Regions from separate parts of the Homo sapiens genome. Here regions 1 and 3 are each linked to region 2. The links are chromatin contacts, found by Hi-C in ENCODE. All regions are on one chromosome and are shown on one strand. The core of a region is the stretch at or near the end of the contact, and the rest is flanking DNA. Distances in the headings are between cores, read along the strand shown. Region 1 overlaps L3MBTL4 (L3MBTL histone methyl-lysine binding protein 4). Region 2 holds the start of LINC00667 (long intergenic non-protein coding RNA 667). Region 3 has its middle 180 kb from the start of DLGAP1.

Evidence for each region. Hi-C counts contacts between places; a loop is a spot of excess contacts on that map. Pooled maps may share reads with other maps.
Region 1: a loop to region 2 is called in a pooled map, with 12 times the contacts of the local background. The contact joins the enhancer-like site here to the promoter of LINC00667 in region 2. A Hi-C loop is called at or near these places in 4 of 37 single-sample maps with no recorded cell type and 4 of 50 pooled maps.
Region 3: a loop to region 2 is called in a pooled map, with 5 times the contacts of the local background. The contact joins the enhancer-like site here to the promoter of LINC00667 in region 2. A Hi-C loop is called at or near these places in 3 of 37 single-sample maps with no recorded cell type and 3 of 50 pooled maps.

Annotation. Positions count from the first base shown.
Region 1 is chr18:5,973,826-5,977,158 of GRCh38, forward strand. All of the region lies in intron 16 of L3MBTL4 (L3MBTL histone methyl-lysine binding protein 4), which reads right to left. All of the region lies in intron 1 of LOC121725015 (a long non-coding RNA gene), which reads left to right. Among named protein-coding and RNA genes, the nearest start is that of TMEM200C, 80 kb to the left of the region's middle. Within about 2 kb of position 1,391, at least 2 of the 41 ENCODE cell types and tissues checked have a DNase peak (open chromatin) inside an H3K27ac peak, as active enhancers do.
Region 2 is chr18:5,235,979-5,239,493 of GRCh38, forward strand. It overlaps LINC00667 (long intergenic non-protein coding RNA 667), which reads left to right and starts at 2,122. Exons shown (of 3, transcript NR_015389.1): 1 at 2,122-3,071. It overlaps LINC00526 (long intergenic non-protein coding RNA 526), which reads right to left and starts at 2,051. Exons shown (of 1, transcript NR_026849.1): 1 at 746-2,051. RefSeq lists a silencer at 2,068-2,237 and an enhancer at 2,458-2,637.
Region 3 is chr18:4,638,337-4,641,798 of GRCh38, forward strand. No RefSeq gene overlaps it. Among named protein-coding and RNA genes, the nearest start is that of DLGAP1, 180 kb to the left of the region's middle. Within about 2 kb of position 2,060, at least 2 of the 41 ENCODE cell types and tissues checked have a DNase peak (open chromatin) inside an H3K27ac peak, as active enhancers do.

The DNA.
Region 1 (3,333 bases), core at 141-2,640, 740 kb after region 2:
TGAGATGCTTCCCAGTTGCACGACCTCATTGCCGTCATGACTCCTATCCAGCTCCCCTAAAAGTCAGCCAAGGAAATTCAGCCTGCAAAAGCAGCCCTCCTACTGGAGGTTTTAACATTTTAATTAATCAAAATGTTCTCTGCACCAGAAAATGAAATGTATATGTAATACTGCCTTTGCCTCTAACACCAATGTGACAATAAATAAAGATGTCCTTACGTGTAGGATGCCTTCTCCTTCTAGAAAACAGAATACATAAAACTTGTAATGTCAGTGGTTTGTCATTGGGGGATTTGGTTGAAAGAATTGTTTTGCTACCATTTTCCTTGCTATGGGTGTTTCTTTTGGATTTTATGGCCTTTAAAAAAATATATGATGAAGAGCTTAAAGATTTCATTCAAGGTGCTTACAGATATACTGTACCCTCAAGTTTCCAAGGCCAATATGTTCAGATATGTTCAGCTCTGTGTCCAGCTGCAGGGTCTGAAGAGGCCCTGGACCACAGCACTGGAAGACTTGGCCATGGATCTTGAGTCTAGCAGCACTCAGAGAGGAGTAACCCATCTCCAAAGAAAAGTCATTGCTTGCCCTTCCTATAGAGGCAATAAACACACTGGAACCTGGTTGATTCCCTGATGAGATGCAAGTCCACTGGTAAGTCTATCTGCCTTTAAAAGTCAGAACGCCACAGCCAGGGGAAGGCCAATTTTTCCAGAGTGCCTGAGACAGCCAGACCTGCCAGTTGTGGACAGCGTGTGACCTAGGGCTGCCTTTCCAGTGAAACGACCAAACAGACTTGCGACACGAGGCAGAGCACCGTCTGCTTCCCATTCCACAGATTAAAAAGAAAAGTATTCAGCCAGGTGCAGTGGCTCACACTTGTAATTTCAGCACTTTGGGAGGCCAAGTTGGGAGGATTGCTTGAGGCCAGGAGTTCAAGACCAGACTTGACAACACGGTGAGACCCTGTCTCTACAAAAAAGAAAAAATTAGCTGGGCATGGTGACATGCACCTGTAGTCTTGGCTACTTGGGAGGCTGAGGCAGGAGGATCACTTGAGTTCAGGAGGTCAAAGCTGCAATGAGTTATGATCGCACCACTGCATCCCAGTTTGGGTGACAGAGAAACCCTGTCTCTATTGTTTTGTTTTTTTTTTTTAAAAAGAGGAAGAATATTTTTTAGAAACTAAAGGATTTAATTTTGTCTGAAAATAACATAATGGTAGGTCCCTGATTTCTTCTCTGCCCTCTCACCCATCCTTCCCACCTCTGCTCTACCCTGACAAATGAGAAGGAAAATCCTTTATGGAAATGTTCTTTAAAAATATGTCTGTTTCTTCACAAAAGCCTCACAAAACAAAACTGAAGCAAGTGAGTCATAAATGGTAAACCACAGTCTGCATGACTGGGCCTTGAGTTATTTTTAATCCCACTAAAAACGGAGACCCATTTCACAAGTAACCTTCTCTTCAATGAAAGGGGTAGCAGTTCTACTGTGTTCTCTGCTGCAAAAAGGAGGAAATAAAAAAAATGCAGTCGGTCCCCAAATCCAATTATGTGATTGCTCTCACCCACTGTGTAATCTGTGACAGTCACCGACCAAGTCCCATCAATTTATCTGGCACTGACTGAGAAGTTACTCCACCCAGGACCTGTGCTTCCATAGTGACTTCTGCTGGAGAAGCAAGGAAATGTTCAGAGATGGCTTTTCAGCTGGGAACGTTGTTTTCTTCCCACGATCACCTGTTCTCATGCCCTGCGTACTGAACGTGCTTGAAGCTATCATTTCTCAGCTGCACTTTCTTCTCTTGATTTTGATGCTTCTGAGTCTACTCATTCCCCTTCATTTCCATTTCTTTATCCACAAAACAAAAGTAAAAAGCAGAACAAGAGAGGCTTCACCATGATGTGCAGGACAACTGTCTATTTCCGTATGGGAACAGGAGCTCCTCAGGAACGCTCCTCTCTCTGACAGCAGGCACTCAGCACATGCTGTTTCTTAGATGCCAAGTCATATTGCTCCTCAGACATGGGCATGGCCTGTCTGCTGCACTGTCTTCTGTTTCTCATACCCTTATTATCCAGAATTCATAAACGAATATCTGCAGTTTTCTAATTTTAGCTATTGGTCTTCCCTCATCACAAGCAGTCTCTTAACCAATTTTATATAAATATGGGAGATGAAGCACACAAGAGTCAGAGATTGTCCACTGCTTAGTGGGCTATCGAGAGGGTTAGAAGTTGAATGAAGAGCCTTGGATGCCCCACACCTGTGTACTATCCAATAACAGTAGCCACTAGCCACACTACAGAGCACCTGAAATGTGAAGCGTGCAAACTGAGATGTGCTATAGTACCTCCTGGATTTTGATCACTTAGTAGAAAAAGCAGAATGTAAAATATCTCCTTAATAATTTTTTGAATCTTGATTTACATGTTGAAATGATGTTTTGGATCTATTGGGTGAAATAGAATATGTCGTCAAAACTAATTTTACTTGTTTCTTCTGATTACGTTAAATACGGCCAGTAGAAACTTTCAAACTCTGTAAGTAGCCAGCATTCTGCTTCTGCTGGGATGGTGTGTGTCCAGAAGAGTGCTGAGCCCATGGCCTCTCTCCAGACCCACCCTGGGTGCAGGAAGAGGCTGGGTGGCTGGATCCAATTAACATGACTCTTGTGGAGTAATGATAACAGGGCTTGAGTAGCCTGGATTACACCCTGCCCCAGAAATCCAATAACAGAAGGCGTGAAGACAGGAGGTCATGGACAGTCTAGAGGAGCGGAAGAGTCTGTCTGGGGGATGACTTGGGTGCTTGTGTTGGTTCCATGGTTCATTTGCCCTGAGACTCTGAGCCATGTGTTTGTCTGGCTTATAACTGATGCTCAACAAATACCTGTTGAGTGGATGAATGAAGGCTGAATGAACGCACGCAGGCCAGAAGGCAGGGATATTTTTCATTTACTACAAAAGCAAAGAATGACTTTCAAAACTAGGTTAGGAACTGTTCAGAGTTAGAGCCACTTTCTCTAAAAGTGTCGCTGCCCAACCCCAAATCACTCAATGCTAAAGGAGTGTGCGGCAACCCAGCTGCTGTTTCCTTACCAGGTCTTGTGTCCTGGCAGGGAGGACTGAGGGAACCGAGTTTAGGAGTCTCTGGACTCCGGAGGGCATCTTTCAGGCATTCCTCTCCAACCTCCAGGGGACAGCCAGATCCTTGGGGCTCCGGCTGTCAGGCTTTACAACAGCTCTCAATGGGTAACCTTCCCACCTCAGTCCTGCTCCCTCATCCAGGGAGAAGTGGTCCCTCTGCACTCAGGCCAGCCTCAGCCCC
Region 2 (3,515 bases), core at 872-3,371:
GTTATTTGCTTCATAAATTTCATGTAAATTATAAAGGACAAAGTAAGAGTTCATTTTGGCTTTGCAACTTTAAATGGCATTTTGATACTACCTTTAGCTCCAGATAAATTCCATAAATTATACTGACTCGGTAGATGGCTTTCCTTTTTTAGAAGAGTTGAATATAATGACATGTTCCTTTTCCCTCAGCAAAGAAAATAACGTCTAGCTATAAAGGAATAGGCATATACTACATGTTCTTCAGATCGAGCCTCAGATCTGAAACGCAGTCTTACTTAACCTCTGCATGCATCCTTCCTTCCGTTTAAGCATTTGTTAAAAAATGGAAAGCATTTCTATTTTCTTAACTTTTTCTTTCATTTAATGTCTTTTTTAATTTAGAGTTTATTTGAGCATCCAGTGATTCATGAATCAGTCAGCACTAGACCACAAGCAGTTCAGTGCTCCACTGTGGAGGCAAAAAGGGAAAACTTTTGTAAGATGTTTGCAGACACAAAACAAATAAAAATATTTGGTTAAATTGGGAAGTCCCTAGTGAGAAGTTGGTTGACAGTTTCTAGTTGGTTAAGCTTAAGTTTTGTTTTCTGGATTTAACGTCTTGTTTCTATAATTATAAAATGAATACAGTCACTTCAGAAACCTAGAAATGTATAAAGTAAAAATTTTCCACAATACTCCACCCAAAGATAACTTTTTTGAGTATGAATTTGTTCTTCCTCAAAATACGCGTTTTAAACAATTGATATCAAAATGCATCTTGTTTATTTGGCTTTTGAAACTGTTATAACACAACTTATAACATTGGAAATACATTATTTTATTAATACAAAGTAGTTTTCATAGTAAAATACCAAATTAATTAAAAGGCAGAATGAAACGTACCATATACATGTAGACGACAAATGAAAACTGTCAAAGTATCCTTCTCTCTAAAAAGCCACAAATTACGTTCTTTGAAGTAAGTATTGGGTTTTATTTCCTAAACTATACACATCAATATCACCTCCTGAAGCTTTTTACCCAGTTTCACGGTTGGTATTTCGGACATGCAATGTTCCATGCTGTCAAACTTGGAATGCCTCGTTTGGATACAGGGAGACAAAGACTTGGAGACCCAGAAGCCTGAAAGTGGTTCTTGACCGACTTTGTCCACTCAAATTAAGGCATCATGCAGCTGGTCATCACTTACATTGCTGGTTGCACGCAGGCACACACACACCAGTGCTCACAGCCAGCACTTGTTAAGAATGGTTGAGCTGGACCAAATGGTATACGTGTCTTTCATCAATATAAACATGGACTGCATTCATCTGGACACGGGCCTTTCCCGCCTACCGAGCCTGCCCACCACCCGAAGTTTAAGCTCATCTTGGAGGACCTGACACTCAGGAAGCCGTCTCCCGTTGTTCCACCGGCTTTGTGGCCCCAATGTCTGTATAAGCTGCTGATTTGCCTTGGGAAAACAAACCAGCATCGATTTCAGAGAAATTACTGGATAATTTGCGCTGTGAGGCGCCTAGATCGCAAGGCGCACTCCGCAAATGACAGCCGCTCCCGTGCACTTGTCCAGTCATTCGGGTGGCATACTGTCCGGGTGGAAGCCCGCCAAAATAATCCATTTGGAAGGGACGGAGGGCTTCGTCAGAAATTGCCTTCTTGTAGCTATGAGACATTGAGCAAAACAGATAAGAACTGGGGCAATGGAGGCATAAACATTAAGGCTAGGATGTATTTTTGGGGAGAAAGCGGCGGCTAGCAGGGACGAAGCTCAACTTCATGCGCCGCGCCCCGGAATGCTTTGCCTTTAGCCACTAGCGGAGCCGCCCGCCTGAGGGAGCCCTCCGGGAGTGAGCGCACGCAACCGTGCAGTCAGATTCCTCCGCCGACCGCGGCCCTCTCTCCTCGGGCTTTGCCTTCGCTCTCTAGCTTTTCTTCTTTCACTCCCGCTCGCCGACTCCAGCCCGCTGGGCTCACGCTCTGCCGGACACCAATCCCGGCGGCCCTGCCCGACGGAGCTCAAGGCTAGGCCTGGCCTTGTCCGCGGAGTCCGCCCCTCGCCGCCACCGGGATCCGCCCCCGCGCCGACACGCACTTCCGGCAGCGCCGCGGCCGGGAGGGACCGAGCGGGGAGCAAGGCCTGCGGGGAGGCGCAGGATGGACGCGTTGGCTGTCATGATGTAGGACCTCCTGACCTAGAACCATGCCCGGCGCAGGGAGAACAACGAGCTTACGGACCGGGTGCGGGGGCTGCTGTGCGAGAAAGCCTACCTGCTGGCCCGGGAGCGTTCGCCGGCCCACCTGGTGGCTTTCCCTGGACGTTTAACGGCGACTCCGCCCGGCCTCCCGACTTTTTGATGCAGGCGTTCTCTTACATGACTTTCTTCGAGGCTAGATTCTCGAAAGACATCCTGAAGGTGGCTTTCTTAATTAGCTGCCTCACCGGCTGGCGGAGCAGTTCGTAGTCGCCTACATCGAGAGGGAGAGCCCCGTCCTGGCTCAGTACTGGGGCTTCGTGGACGCGCTGTAGCGGGTCTTCGCCGTCGTGGGTAGGAAACAGTCGGGCCGGATCCCCGGTGTCTGGGGAGCGGCTGCCGGCCGGGCCCGCGCGAGCCGCTTCACTCCTACAAGCCCGGCTCACTAGTTCCAAGCTGCTGGACTTTGACCCTCGCTGGGAAGCTTGATCGCCGCCTGTTCTCGCCAATCTCTATGCCTTTGCACTGCCCAGCAACCCGGTCACTGCCCAGGACCTGTTAAAAGTTGAATGGACCTCCCAGAATCACGCCGCTGCCACCGCCGTTTCTAGAGACGGCTTTTGGCCACCTTTGAGAATCAGGGTCAAACTTGGAAGGGCCTGCATTTGTCACACTTCCTCGGACACTAATTTGGATAGTTCAGGCCCAGAGACGGCTTCCCGGGTTAGTGTGCCTGACAACACTGAAGAAAAATTGTGACATTTTCCTTCCCCAGAATTACTTCGTTTTATACATTTCACTTCTCTTCTGAAATCACAGCAATGCCAGTTTGCGCCTTTTGGTCTGAGGAACGCAGGCCCTGGCCACTACCAGGAAAAAGTATTTACTTTTAAAACTTGAATGTATATCTTTACCGTATGCCTAGTACAGTAGTGCTTGGAAGAAACAGATTAGTAAGACAAAATATATGTCTTCAAGAACACTTACGTTCTGAGAAAGAATTCTGAATGCAGATTCTAATGTCTGGTAAAATGCTTTACAGTGTAAAGAATGCATATATGATTCTTATTTTATGGCATTTTAAACTTTCCACCCCACGGTTTTAAAGTGTTAATATATGTTAAAAATATATGCAATTTATAAAGGAGAAGGAAAGCCCAGCTTGATTTTTGCTGCCAAAGATGGTATATTTAAAATTAAACGTAACTAATGGCAAAAAATAATGGGAATGGTGCAGTCTTTGAGCTGTATCCAGTTGGCATTATTCTCTTGGACTAAAAGGAATAGTATTAACTTCCTCACTTTGGGTAAGCCACTTTAGAT
Region 3 (3,462 bases), core at 810-3,309, 600 kb before region 2:
AGAACCAACCGGTTTGTGCACGTCGTTATGACCCCAAAAGTTCCTATGCATATCGCTTGAGAAAAATTTCACGATATCATGGAAAAGTGGATGAAAATGACTTTAGGTTGAATTTAAACAGTTATTTTTAAAAGCCTTGATAAAGGAAAAATAATGCAACAGGTAGAGAACATGCTCAATAGTTAAATATTGGAACTCATCTCTAAAATGTGTAAATCCAGCAAGTCAGATTAACTACTCTCTTCTTAGTTCCTCTGGATATTGATATCATGTATATACATGGTAGAGATTTTCCCTTCCTTATTTGAAAAATTATTTGTGTAGCCTTGTCTGAAAATCATCTCTTTGCCTATATTAAATGATTTATAGGTCTACAAAAATTAGCATAGCAATGTAAATTATAGTTCCAGCTTTGTTACTAATTAGGCGTGTCATTTTAGTTATATGTCTTAATCTTTCTGGATTTCAGCTTCATCTGTAAGGTGAGGGGCAGAGCAGAGAAGATGTATAAGTGGCGTACGCACCGCCACTCACCATGCTGTTTGCGGCAAGCATTACTAATCAAGCATGACAATCTTTCCCATTGAACTCACACATTGCATAGGATCCTTTTCATCACAGCGTATCTCTGAATTAGATTTTACCTGATTTTATTGAACACTTACTATATGTCAGCCACTATTTAGGATACTTATCTGTATTAACTAGCTTAATTATGACACAATTATGACAGGATTCTATGAGGCACGCAAATTAATATCCTTATTTTGCAGATTAGGAAAGTAAGGCCCCAAAATTTACATATAGTAAGCAACAGAGCGTAAAATCAAGCAGCCTGTGCTTTCCTTCATTTTGTTACTTTGCCTTTGAGTTCTCTAGAGTCTATTTTAACACAAATTCTATGGGTAGTACTAAAAGCATGCCACAAACATTTGACAGTGAGAAGTATTCTCTGCTCTTTGGGATTTGTTTTATTTTGTTTTTTAGTTTCTTCACAGCTTTATTCTCAGCACCTAGCCCCGTGCCTAACAGATGGTGGACACTCAGTAAATATTGATTGAATGAATAAATGCTGCCATCCCCACAGCCAGTATCACTATACTTTAAAAAACAGGCTGTGAAATTATCTCTTTTTTATATTGCATCAGTCTGCTATTCTGCAGACTCCACATTGATCATTTTCCAGGCAGCATCTTATTTGGTTTCCTCTGGCAGGAGCTACAAAAAGATTAAGAGAGGGAGGAACCCAAGGGGAACTCCCAGCTGTCCTATCTAATGTTCTATCTCAGTTCTTCACTGGTTGAGAGTTTATTATCATTTTAACAATTATCTGGGACCCACAAGTAAGAGGTCGGCCACAGGCAATTCTTAATTGTGGGAGCAGTGATGATGCTTTGCATAAGCTGACTCTTGCCATGCAAGAGAAGCAGCCCGAAACGAGAGTGGTCAATGCCAAACTGGGAGGAGTTGTGTCTGACTAAAGAACAGATGTTCTTGTGTATAATTAGTAGAGACTTGCAGTGACCTAGGTGGTTATTTAACTCAAAAAGGAAACAGCCAAGAAGCCAAATTTGGATAATTTTGAGGGGATTTCATGGTGAGTCATTGAGCAGACTTTAACAATGACACAAAAAGAACAAATTGGTAATCTAGTGTTTATAGTGATGTATGTAGAATTAACATCAGGACAACTTAAAACCAATGACACTTTTTGTCTGGATCCTTACGCTTTCACAAAATAAACTAGTACCTAGCTTATCTGAATTATAAGCGATAACAAAAGCTACAAGTAACCAGAAAAGCACGTTTGGAAGATGCTTATCAGTGACATTTTCTACAAATTATGACAAATGTATTTGAGGAGTAGTCTTTAAGATTCCTGGCATATGCAGATGTCTATCTGTATCACATGATAACCATGACTTTGGAAACCATTATATTTCTTTCAAATGCCAGACTGAATCCAGATATGAATGCTTGGACAGCTTCAAATAATGAAAATAAGAGTGTGCTAACATTGACTGCAGTGTACGAGATAAAAAGTAGGGCAGAGAAGGAGCAAACATAGACCCCCCAAAAAAGGCCATTGGCAGGAGCTACAGAAAGATTAAAGGGAGATGAAAGGGAGGGAAGGAGCCCGAGGGGAATTCCTAGCTGATGCTAATTGTACCATAGCCACCAGCTACCTCATTGGGTTCCTTTGTGGTTAGCACAATGGGGTACTGGTTGCTGTCCTCCAGGGAATTCTGCACAGCTCTGAAAAGAAAGCATTTCATGTATTATATGAGGTTGAGAGAAAGGTGAATAAAATAAGTTGGAGATATTGTCATATTAAGAGGAAATTAATATCCATTTTAATTAAAGGTAATCAATATTGGGAGATGTAGCAGGATGCAGAAAGAAGAGAGTTGCTAATTTCAATGCCATTAAAAAGCTGTGACCATAGGCAGGTGCCAGCACAGACAGACATCAGCTGCATGTACACCTGCTGTTCCCTGTGAAGTGGAGCAGTGGTTTCTGTCAGGTTCAAAATCAAATCATGAATTTTGCCTACATGTTGTCAAACTACCTGGGATAGTTTCCTCCCTCTTGGCAGCCCCTGACCCAACTAGCATTGTCATACCACTTTGTAATAATCCAAAGATTCTTCATCCCAGGTCTGTCCATTTCCGAGAGGCCCATGTCCCGAAACTGTTCCTCTCCCCCTGCTATGGACTGAATTATGTCCCCAACAAATTCATATGTGGAAGTTCTAAGCTCCAATGTGATGGTATTTGCAGATGGGATTTTTGAGAAGTAATTCGTTTTAGATAAGGTCATGAGGGTAGAGCCCCCACGAAGGGATTAATGCCCTTATAAGAAAGAAGAAACACTAGAGAGCTTGCTTTCTCTCTCCAGCTGCCTGAGGACACAAGAAGGCAGCTGTCTGTTACCTAAGAAAAGAGCCCTCACCAGACACTGACCCTTCTGGCCCCTTGATCTTGGACTTTCAACTTCCAAAACCATGAGAAATGAATTCCTGTTGTTTAATCCACCTACTCTATGGTATTTTGTTATGACAGCCCAAGCTGACTGAGACACCCTCTCTGCCCCATGCCATCCAAAATCACACTAAAGCATAGAAAGTGTGTGGTATATATATATATATATATATATATATATATTTTTTTTTTTTTTTTTTTTTCATTTAGGTAGTTAAACCATCCGGGTTCTTCGTAGAGTAGGTCATGCAGACTTGGCCAAGGGTACACAACTGCTCTTCATCTCACCCACAAAATGAGAGATTTAGCTAAATGATCTATAAGTGTAGTCCTAAACTGCCTGACAGTACCGGAATCTTTCTCCAGAGCTGCTTATTTGCCAAATGAATATAATTGGCATAAAGCCTGCAGGAAAGATCTTGAGAAGGGGAGTCCCCAGAATTCATTCATGTACTTCATGGCATTTATCTCTGCCATCGTG